Linked DNA regions of Homo sapiens: region 2 is linked to region 1. Evidence: read pairs that join two places in POLR2A ChIA-PET (ENCODE). Cell type or tissue: OCI-LY7. All regions are shown on one strand. Links, peaks and the distances in the headings refer to the core of each region. The heading gives the core; the rest is flanking DNA.

Region 1 (5,383 bases), core at 257-5,256:
TAGATTGGTTTTGTTTTGTTTTCATAGGAAAGAGAAAGGAAGAAGGAAGGGAGAGGAGAAAAAGAGAAAAGAATTCAGGACTGATATTTTCAAATTTCCAAAGTGAGCAAGATTGGTGTTTGGTACTCTTTGATCTCTCCTTTTCTTAAAAAAAAGGGGGATGAGTGTGTTAGAGTCCTACCCCATCTAGAATTAGAGAGAGAGGGAAACAGAGAGGTAAAAATATCCTTCCTATTATCCCTCAAATTTTGCCACAGAGAAAACAACTCACTCTGCTTTTGTATCAATGACCTTACTGCCTCAGTGTCCTCATCTGTCGAAATGTGTTTAGGAATAGTTGCCCTGCACACCTGTCCAAGGTGTTAGAAGAGCCAGATAGATAAGACAATGGGGAAACTTATTTTGAAAATCAAGTAGTATTAAAATCAAGGTGGAGAGAAGGAACACCAGGCCAAGAGTGAGCAAATCTGCATTTGAACCTGGGCTTGGATGATCAGCAGCTTTGTGACTTTGGGCAAGTCATTTCACCTCTCCACACTGCAGGTTCCTCATCTTGCAATGTGGAAAGCAGAACCTCTCCGGGTTGGAGGATCCTGTGGGATCCCACGTGAGTCAGCACCTTGAAATTGCACATACAGGGCACATCATTTCTACCATCACCTAAGGTCAATCCCAGGTTATTGCTGGCCTTTTGGTTTGCTATGTTTTCCACCTTTCTCACAAATTAAAAATGCAGACATGTAAATTCTCTATCTATGTGCACTTCAGGAACTTTCAAGATCCCTTTAGGGTTATATCTTTCCTTAGCCTCTTGCAAACCTGAAAGCAAGGTGACTGTAGGACAAACTGTGTGGGCACTGGATGGGGAATGCATGCCTCTGGTAGAAGGGGAAGCCAGAATTCAGAGCCAAAGAACAGGCACCATGCAGGACTATGAGTCCAGGATGTCCAAATCTGACTTCTAAAGGAATGCCAGTGATACTGATTGTTTTTAATATAAAATCTACCATTTACAAAATACAGGCTCAAGAACAATTGTAAACACTGCACAGGGCAAGTTTTATTGTTTTTCTTAAAAGAGCTGAAAACCATAATCAAGTGCATCTGCCCTTTGTTGTAGATTGGGGCCTGCAATCTAGGGAGTAGAGAAAGGCTGCCTGACTGGTTAGCAATTGAAACACAGAGCTGGGGCCATCTAGTCCGAATGCAGTGTTCATCGTTCTTTGCTAAACACAAGGTGACCGTGGTTGTTGTGGTTAGCAAGGTCACCTAGCTTCCTAGGCAGACCTTATTCCACCACAATGGGCTTCCTTTGCTAGAAAGGACATGGAAAAAGGAGTGACAAAAGAGGAGAAAGAGCTAGTGAAGGAAAGAGAGGAAGAGAGAGGAAGGTCCCCAGTTGTTATTACCTAGGGAGTGCCCAGCATGCCTTTCAGAGGAACACAGGTGCCTACCCCTTTCTCCTGCCTGCTACAGCCCACCACCACCAATAACAACTGTGCACCCTCACTGTTGCCCCCATGCATGGAGCAGAGATAGAGCACAGATAGGGAGAAAAGAATTTTCAAGGGTGAGTTGGAATAGTGACTTCTGCAAGCCTGGTAGGTTTGTCTCTTTTCCGGTATCCTTGCCACTGCACCAGGTGAAGGGGAAGCAGACTGTAAAATACTTTGAATATTATCAAGGTTATTTGGGGAAAAAAAACAGCAACGACCTCACCTGATTGTGCCAGGTTTGTGATAGGAATCTGGGGGGAAGTTGTCCTCAATGACCTCCATTTCTTGAATGACCCGTGGCCCACCTGCTACCTCTGAGATGAGTCAGGGGACACAACTTTCTTGATTTCCATCATCATTTGCCTGCTACTGCTGCAGAGACTCAAGTGGAAAATGTCACTTCTTGAAGTCATGGCTTTGGTGTCTGGTGACAGGGAGTAGATAGAGTTTGGACAGAGCCACTTGTGAGCTGCGTGGTTTAATCTCTCTGAACTTCAGTGTCTCTAGCTCTAAAATGGGGGTAGCAGCCTCAATGAGCAAATTAAAGCAAAATAACAAATGTAAAGCACTTATCCCAAGACAAGGCACATGAGAAGTATTCAACAAAGGACAGCTCTAGTTATGGTGGTGATGGTCTCTAAAGCTTCCAGACTCAGATTCCTAACCAGACAGCCATGAGACATGGTCCCCACAGTGGCAAAAGGGTAGGCTCCAGGCTGCCTAAGTTTAAATATCCTGACTCTACCACTTCAGCAAGGTACTAAACTCTGTGCTTCTTGCCTCATCTGTAAGATGGAGATACCTCATTGGGCTGTTGGGAAGATTGACAGGGGTCACCCTTATAATGTGCTCAGCACAATGCTTGGACCAGGATGGATGCTGCTTGGGTGATGTTATCATCCAGGTGGGCACTGTGGAACACAGACTGATACTTAAGTTCAGCACTTGCCTCATGGAGCTTACAGTCCAGATAGAATAGGTGCACATGAGATTTTTCTCAGCAAAGTTGTAGTCAGTGCTGCCCGTGCCACCCATCTGGTCTCAGCATTGCTGCTCATGTGCACTGTCGTGACCCATCTTTCTGCTGCTGACCTTAAGAAACCTTGCCTTAAGGTATGCTTTGGGGAAACCAAATTATGACAGATATAAACTGAAGTGCCAAGACGAATCTTTCAAAGTGCTGTGATGTCCAGATACGTGGCAAGTGCCAGGAATTTGTGTTTGGGCCCACTGGGAGAGAGGTCCTTTTCCCCGGCTTCCCGCAGTGGAAAGCTGCTGTATGTCTGATACCTGTGCTCCAAATCTACCCTCGAGTTCTTATTTGGCAACAGGCTTGCTTAGCAATGTCCCTGGGGTCAGGGAGCCACGGGTGGGCTGATGCAAGAAACTGCAGTTGTGTCTCTAGGCTGCGACAGCATCACAGCTGTGAGCTTCTCAATTTAAACTCAACATCTGGGCACAAGAGGAAGCACCCTCCATCCAGGCAAGTTGAAGTTTTCTTTCCTGTATCTTTAACAGAGGTTAAAATGTAAACACAAAACAAAGCAAAACCCAACTTAACTCTCTGGGTCCTGTTTCTGTTAAAAACATTTTTTAAAAAATAATAATAATTAGAACAATAGACCCAGCTGAGAGAAGTCTGTCTCATAATAACAAGAGAGACTAAAACACGCTCTCCCACAAACAGATAAGGAAATAGTGAGCTAAAAAGTAAAACTTAAGAGTGCTACTTCTCAACTCAGTAATTGATTCATGAATAAGCTCTAGCCCAATTTTCTATGAAAAATAACAACATAGAGAAAAGAAAAGCCACTCAGATGCAGCTATGTCACCCAAGTGTTCACTGGAGAAATTTAATATGTGTCAGAGAAAAATCTGCCTTCTCCAAAACATTGCCCCCTCCAAAAAAAATGCTTCTCGTTGTGGGATTTTTTCCTCCACACTGACAGAGAGTTTGAAAGTAAAGCAGCCGACTAGAGTGTGGGTGCCCACGCCTTAGAACAAAGAGATTAAAGAATAGGCTTTTCTTCAAATAAATTCGATTTTTTTGCAACAAATTCAGGGCCTGGACAGTTTAATGAAGAATAAAAAATGCTCAGACCCCTCTCTTTCAGCTTTTCCAAACAAACACAGTCATTTCCAACCACTCACAGGTGTTTTTCTTCCCAAAACAAACACAGAAACAAATATTTACAGAGTTATGAAAATTCAATAGAAGTCACAGGGGCACAAATTTCCTCACCTGCATCCAAGATCTCTGGCCTGGGATTATCAAACAGAACGTCACACCTACTTTCCATTACGGGACAGGAAATCTTTGAGCCAAAGAGAATCAGTCTGCAGAATGTGTTCGTAAGGATAAAGGCCTCATCTTTTCAAGAAAGTGTTTGCAGCTCCAAGGAAGAATGGACTTTGGACAAAGGAAACACCAGTGACTTTTTCCTCATCTGCCCATACGTGCAGAAATGCCCTTGAAGAGCTCATGACTGCCTTGCGAATTAATCCCTATGTTGACCAACAACACAAAGAGTGGTGCTGACTACCACACTGACCACCAGGAATAATTTCCTACTTAGGTGTTTGCGGGAAAGGCTGTTGTTTGCTTTTCTCAAATGTCCCGGATGTGAACAGGTCTCAAAATTAGGAAATGCAGCTGGGAATGGCTGCTATCAACAACCCTTATTTCATCTTTTTTCTTTCTTCAATAGAGCTAGAGAAGCAGGCAAGAAAAGAAAATAATGCAATTATGAAAGGAGGGAGGAAAGACAGAGGGAAGGCAGCGGGGCAGAAGGGAAGCGGAAAAAAGATGGGAGAGAAAGGAAGAAAGGGAGGGCAGAATGGGGACAAAAGATGGCAGGGAGGGAGCGAGGGAGGAAGGAGCAGAAAGGAGAGGGAAGAAGAAAGGAAGGAAGGAGAGAGGCAGAGAGAGAGACAAAAAGAAAGAATGAGAGAGAAACCTGCTGTTGTCAGAACCTGACTGGTTTACGCTGAGGAACCAGATAGCCTCTCAGTGAAAAGCTGAGATTAAGCTCACAACATAATTTCCATTATGTTAATGTTGCTTTAAAATATATTGCACAGAGTGCTGCAACAATCAAATTATCAATTATAATGTCTACTCAGAGTAGAAAAGTGTTGCAAACAGAGGGCTGATTACTGCTTCAGTACATCCAATCTGCATACTCATTGTTCAGTACAGGGAAAACAAATTATCTTGTGTTGGCCCCAGTTCAAATTTAATTAAATGAGTGCAAAGCAATTATAATAAAGTACAATAGTGTAGTAATGAAAGGAAAATAACTCATTAACCTATTAATCTTTATTTATGTTCCTCTCAAATAACTATGTAATTTCTTTATCACCGCATCCCATAAGAAAAAGTAGGGTCTCGCTGCTCATGGCCTGGTTTAACAGGTTCTATTTGGTTAAGATGCCTTTGTGGGCACCATTTATACTCACTTTGCTTAGCTTTGGGGCCACGCACCCCCCAGCTGTCTGTCATGCTCCCTGCCCACACGTATGCGTACCTGATCTAGATTTAGCGCTCCTCTCCCACTTTTCCCTGACACTTGTCAGTTACAGAAGGTAAATCTCTCTGGAAGTGAGAAGTGCTTACCACAGCATATGGGAAAGAGGCATCTTCCAGCATCTGGTATGTAAGGCAATGCAAAAAAGGGGAGAGGACAGAATCACTTCTGGTTTAGAGAGAGCCCAGTGCTTGACAGCTGAAGAGATTCCACTAAAAGCTAACACTCCACTGTGCTTTCCAGTTAATAAAGCTTTTTACATGTATGATTTCACTGAGGCCTCCTGATAACACTGTGAGGGTGCCTGATGTACAGATGAGGAAACAGAATGATGGAGTAGAAAAGTATGGTGTCCAAGCC
Region 2 (5,383 bases), core at 115-5,114, 100 kb after region 1:
TCTTGAGGGGTAATTCTGTACTGCTTGGGGGTCCCATTACCCTCCCCTATAAGAATCCGCCCCAATGTTTGGAACTTGAGGGTGGACTGAATACACAGGGACATGGAGAAGCTCTCAGAAGACTCTGGGCATGGTCTCTAGGTGGGTGGTGACCTTTTCCTAGGAGAGGTTTCAGGGGTAGCCATTCAGATTGTTAAAAGAAAACTTCAGACAAGTTAAATTTGATGAAGCTTAATTGAGAAAAAAATAAAAAGATTCACAAATTGGGAAGCCTCCAGAATCACAGCAGATTCAGAGAGACTCCAATGGTGGCTCATGGTCAGAATAAATTAATAGACAAAAAAGGTAAAGTGACATACAGGAATCAGAAGTGAGGTACAGAAACAGATTGGTTACAGCTCAGCATTTGCCTTATTTGAACGCAGTTTGAACTCTGAACAGTCTATGAGTGGTTGAAGTATGGCTGCTGGGATTGGCCAACACTTAGCTATTGTTACAGATGCATACTACTAAGTTAAGTTTTCAATTTTGTCTGCCTATTTAGGTTATGGTTCATCCACAAGGACTCAAATATATAAGTAGGGAGTCCTTCTCAGGCCATATTTAGTTCACTTTAACAGTGTCCATCTGGGTAGATTCAATGGGTAATAGCAATGAAGCCTTGCTGATGGAGATTTCAGGACAAATGACCGCACTTTTCTGTGATTAAAGCCACTCAGCCACAAACCACATGCTTTATAAGCATGCCAGAGGCATTCTTTCACTCTATCCGTCTTCCCTCTTGTGTTGACTGAACATGTGAACATGTGTGTTGATGCACAAGGGTTAATTAAGTTTCTCCTGGATTTTTCTGAGGAAATGATACTGCTCCTACAAGTAGCATTAGGAATGAAATATTTGTAGACCCCAAAGAAAAGTCAGCCCCTGTATCTCCACCAGAGGTATCACTTGCGTACTGAAGTTGGATAGGTCTTTCCAATTTTTTTTCTTTTCTTTTTTCTATTACTTTTTTGACAATCATGAACTGAATGCATCCCTAGGCCAAGTAGTTAGGGGAATCATAAATCACACAAAGCCAGGAGCACCTTTTTTGGCTAATATTTCAGTTAGATTTTGTTTGGTTACAACTGACAGAAAATCCATCTCATGGCTGCTTAAGCAAAAAGGAAATTATTGGGGAAACCCAACTGAGAAGACTAGTGGTAAGGCTGGCTACAGTAGCAGCATGGAGATATATATATATATATATATGAGAAATGTGTTATTTATTATCTTTTAAGTCCTTCTGATTTTTTCTGGTGAATAATTGTTTTGTATACAAGAAAAGGCTACCAAAATTAATCACTTACTAGCAGTGGCTTTGAAATATTTTTTGACCCTCAACAATACATACATTTCATTGTAACTCAGTTATTCTTCTCCATTCTGCTTCATTTGTTAAATGCTGGTGATGACCTGTTGAATGTATTTCACAAGTATAACTCACCATTTGGAAAACACTAAGATCTTCTGCTCAAACCTTTCTTCAGAAATATCCAAGCAGTAGGGGAGAGGAAAATGTGTCATGAAGACTCAGTTCCTTTCGCTTCCAACTGAGTCTTGCTGTATTGGCTTCATCCTTTGTTTCCATATAGGAGCAAGATGGTACCAGTTGTTTCAGACCCTATATCTTCTCTGCTTTAATGTTAGGGTCCCGTAACTCTCCCAAGGTTCCCAGTAAAAACTTTATCATGTCTCATTGGCTTTGATTGTTTTTTATTGACTTTGATAAAATCATCCCTGAACCAATTGCTATGACCAAAAGAATCTTATTTGTAGACTGGCCTTGGTGATGTGCTGAATTCATGACCAGGCATGGAGCTGTATCCTGGTACATGGGCTAAAAGTAGAGGAAGGAAGATCAGGGTATGCTTGCAGAAGAAAGGTTAAAGGAAACAGAACTGCAAAAACAATAGATGTCCTCTGCAGGTCTAGGCCTAATCACAGGTAAAATTGGCAATTTGCCTATGATTGGCAAGCGGGGGCAGTGCCCCCAAATGTGGCCCCCTCCTGACTCACCAGTGCCTGAGATAACTTTAGCAAAAGCTTTATTTTCACAATAGAAGATAAACCTTGAGATACAAATACCTCTAGGAGAGAGGAGTAAATGGCTGATGCAAACATTTATTTTGATTATGATAGAAAGGAAAAGGTATCTGTCTTAGTCCTTTTGGGCTGCTATAACAAAATGCCATAAACCAGGTGGCCCATAAATAACAGAAATTTATTTCTCACAGCTCCTAAGGATGGAAAGTCCAAGTTCAAGGTGCTGGCAGATTCAGTGTCTGGAGAAGACCCATTCCTCACAGAGGCTCATCTTCACTGTAACCTCACATAGTAAAAGGCAAGGGATCTCTTTTGTAAGGACATTAATCCCATTCATGAGGGCTTCCCCTTCATGACCTAAACACCTCCAAAAGACCCCACCTCCAAATACCTTTACTTTTGGGCTTAAGATTTCAACATATGAAATTTAGGAGCACACAAGTGTTCAAACCATAGCAATGTCATGGGATAATTCATGCAGTAGATTGGAAGAGAGGCATAGAACAAAATAGAAAAAAAATATCTGCCTCCATCACAATTTGACCTGCTTTGGTGTACTGGAGAAGCCATCATCTTTTAAGATAAGTCCAAAAGGAACTTCCACATTGTGCAAAGAAAGCTCGTCTTGTACTAGGAGTAGAAAGAGGAAAAGAACAATACATTCTCTGCCCTTAGGAGAACTACAATTTACTTAGAAAACAGAATACGTGGTACAAAACTAGGATCACTACTTATTGAAGGGCAGATTGCACCATGAATGATGTCCTCTAAAATTGTGCCCAGTACAGCCTGTAAAGCTATGGACCATGGCATTGTAAAGATGGCTTAAGGTAAGTCATCAGCAAATCTAAATAAACTTAGGGAAGCATTCTCCAAATTGTGTCCTGTGGAATAATTATTGTTCAGGAGAGGCAGCACCTAGAGCTGACTTTTCTGGAGTTCTTCAGAGGAACTTTGGACTCTTCTAGAGTTAAAAACACTGAGAAAGGGGAGATCTGAGCCAGTTCTTCTCCACATGACAGCTCTCTAAGTCTGTGTGCATCTAGTAAGCCTTCCGCAGAGCTGAGCAGCTCTCAAGCTCATTGGTCTTAGCCAAAGAACAATCTTGTTTCCAAGATATGTTTGCTGGCAATTCAGATTACACCTTCCACTTGAAGAAAGAAGCTGGGACAGATGCCAAGCCCACTGCAAGCCACTCTGGTTCTTATAATGGCACTTACAGGGGCTGTAGAAAATATAAACTGGATCATTCACTCAAGACAGAAGAGCAGTCATAACCATAAAATTCTCATTCAGGTCAATTCAATCAATAGAAACCAAAAGATTAATCTTTGCCGGTTCTGCCACCAACCAATTTAAAGAAAACATAATCTGATAGATAGATAGATAGATAAAGAAGGAGAGAGACAGAGGGATTTGATATGTACACATATACATACCTAAATCATATGTATACAACTCAACAACTTATTACAGCACCCAGATAAAAATAATAGACTATGACTGCGTGCATTGGCTCATGCCTGTAATCCTAGCACTTTGGGAGGCTGAGGTGGAGGGATGGCTTGAGGCCATGAGTTCCAGACCAGCCTGGACAACATTGCAAGACCCCGTCTCTGTAAAAAGAAATTAAGCCAGCCATGGTGGCACACACCTGTCCCTGCTACTTGGGAGGCTAAGGCAGGAGGATCACTGCAGCCCAGGAGTTCAAGGCTGCAGTGAGCTATGATCACACCCCTGCACCCCAGCTTGGACAACAGAGAGAGACCCTGCCACTAAAAAAAAAAAAAAAAAGTAGATCATAACCAACAACAAGAATTCCCCCTCCCCCACTTTTTGCTTCATTTTATTATATTCTATAGAAATTTGAATCAAACAGTATGTATATTTCTACGGTATCTTCTTTTCATCCTATGCTTATGAGATTCATTCATATTGTTGCATATGATTGTGGATGATTCATACTCAATGCATAGTATCCCATTGTGTGACTATACCATTTACTTATCCATTGTGAGACCATACACATTTATTTATGTATGTGGCTGTGGATGGGCATTTGAGGAGTTTCTACTTTTTGGCTCTTACAGATTGTGCTCCTGTAAACACTTTGGTACATATCTTTGGTATGAATTACATGTATGAATTTCTCCTGAATATATATGCAAGAGTGGAACTTCTGTGTTGCAGAATATATGTAAATTCAGCTTTAGTAGATATTGCCCAACTGTTCTCCAAAGTGGTTATTTCCATTTACACTCTAACTAGCAGTGTTCCAGTTGACACATGGTTTCACAAACTCTTGGCATTTTTTTGTCTTTTCCACTTGAGCCATTTGAGCCATATGATTGATGTATAGGTGATACTGCACTGTAGTTTTAATCAGCGTATCCTGGATGGCTAGGGAAATGCATCATGTTTTCATATGTTTATTGGTCATTTGGATCCCTTCTTTTGTGAATTATCTGTACAAGTGTTTTGCTCACTTTTCCATTAGTTTATCTTTCTCTTCCATATTGATTTGTAGGAGTTTTAAGTGTATTTTTGTGTAAATCTCATGGATATCCACATTTTGGAGGTGGCCTTTTCACTTTACTGTATCTTTTGATGGACTGACATTTTCCATCTTTAATAAACTCCAATTTACCAATTGTCTTTCTTTCAGGGTTAGCAATTTTTTTGTCCTGTTTAAGAAAGCTTTGCCTAGTCCAAGGTCATAAGTATTTTATCCTATTTTTCTCTAAAACTTATGTTGCCATTCACACTTAGGCTTACAATCTATCTGGGATTAATTTTTTGTATGATGTGAGATAAGGGTAAATACATTTTTTTCCCAATATCTAATTTACAACTGTCGAGTTTTAATCCTGATGTAAGACCAGCAGATTTTTTTTTTATTTAGGAAGCCAGCATGGGATAGAGAGAGAAATTCTGGTTTATCTGGAACATGCCACCAGAGCAGAAAAATATGAGTATTTATATTTATATAATTGTACTGAGGCTTTGTGTAAAGGGTCTTCAAAATGAAGCTAAGTCTGCTTTTCCAACCTAGTGACCTGTTGTTTTCCACAAAAGCATAAGACCCTGTGACTAACTGTGGCTGCCCTGTCACAGCATGCTTTGTCATGCCACGATGCTTCTGCACATGACATCCTCTGCCTGGGATGCCTTCTCTGCCTCTTGTTTATCTCCTGCTACTTTTTCAGAACTATTCTCCAACACTCCCTGTCTAGGAAGAGGTCTCTGATTCTGTCCCTATTACAGTTAGTTTCTTTCGTAACATATTTTACCTGTTCCT

The links. ChIA-PET counts read pairs that join two places held together with the same protein. Peaks named below come from ENCODE experiments on the same cell type or tissue, not always from the same donor. Only the 100,000 strongest peaks of a DNase experiment are listed, where the experiment ranks them.
Region 2: POLR2A ChIA-PET joins it to region 1 with 8 read pairs; 2 of 35 experiments call an interaction of 5 or more read pairs at or near these places.

The regions. Positions count from the first base shown.
Region 1 is chr16:52,574,643-52,580,025 of GRCh38, forward strand. The region is part of intron 2 of CASC16 (cancer susceptibility 16); the gene reads right to left. Among named protein-coding and RNA genes, the nearest start is that of CASC16, 30 kb to the right of the region's middle. RefSeq lists an enhancer at 2,606-3,805. In OCI-LY7, for the core only: no CTCF peak of the experiment used is centred there; a DNase peak (open chromatin) is centred at 2,909; H3K27ac peaks cover 368 bases.
Region 2 is chr16:52,677,993-52,683,375 of GRCh38, forward strand. No RefSeq gene overlaps it. Among named protein-coding and RNA genes, the nearest start is that of LINC03064, 74 kb to the left of the region's middle. In OCI-LY7, for the core only: no CTCF peak of the experiment used is centred there; no DNase peak of the experiment used is centred there.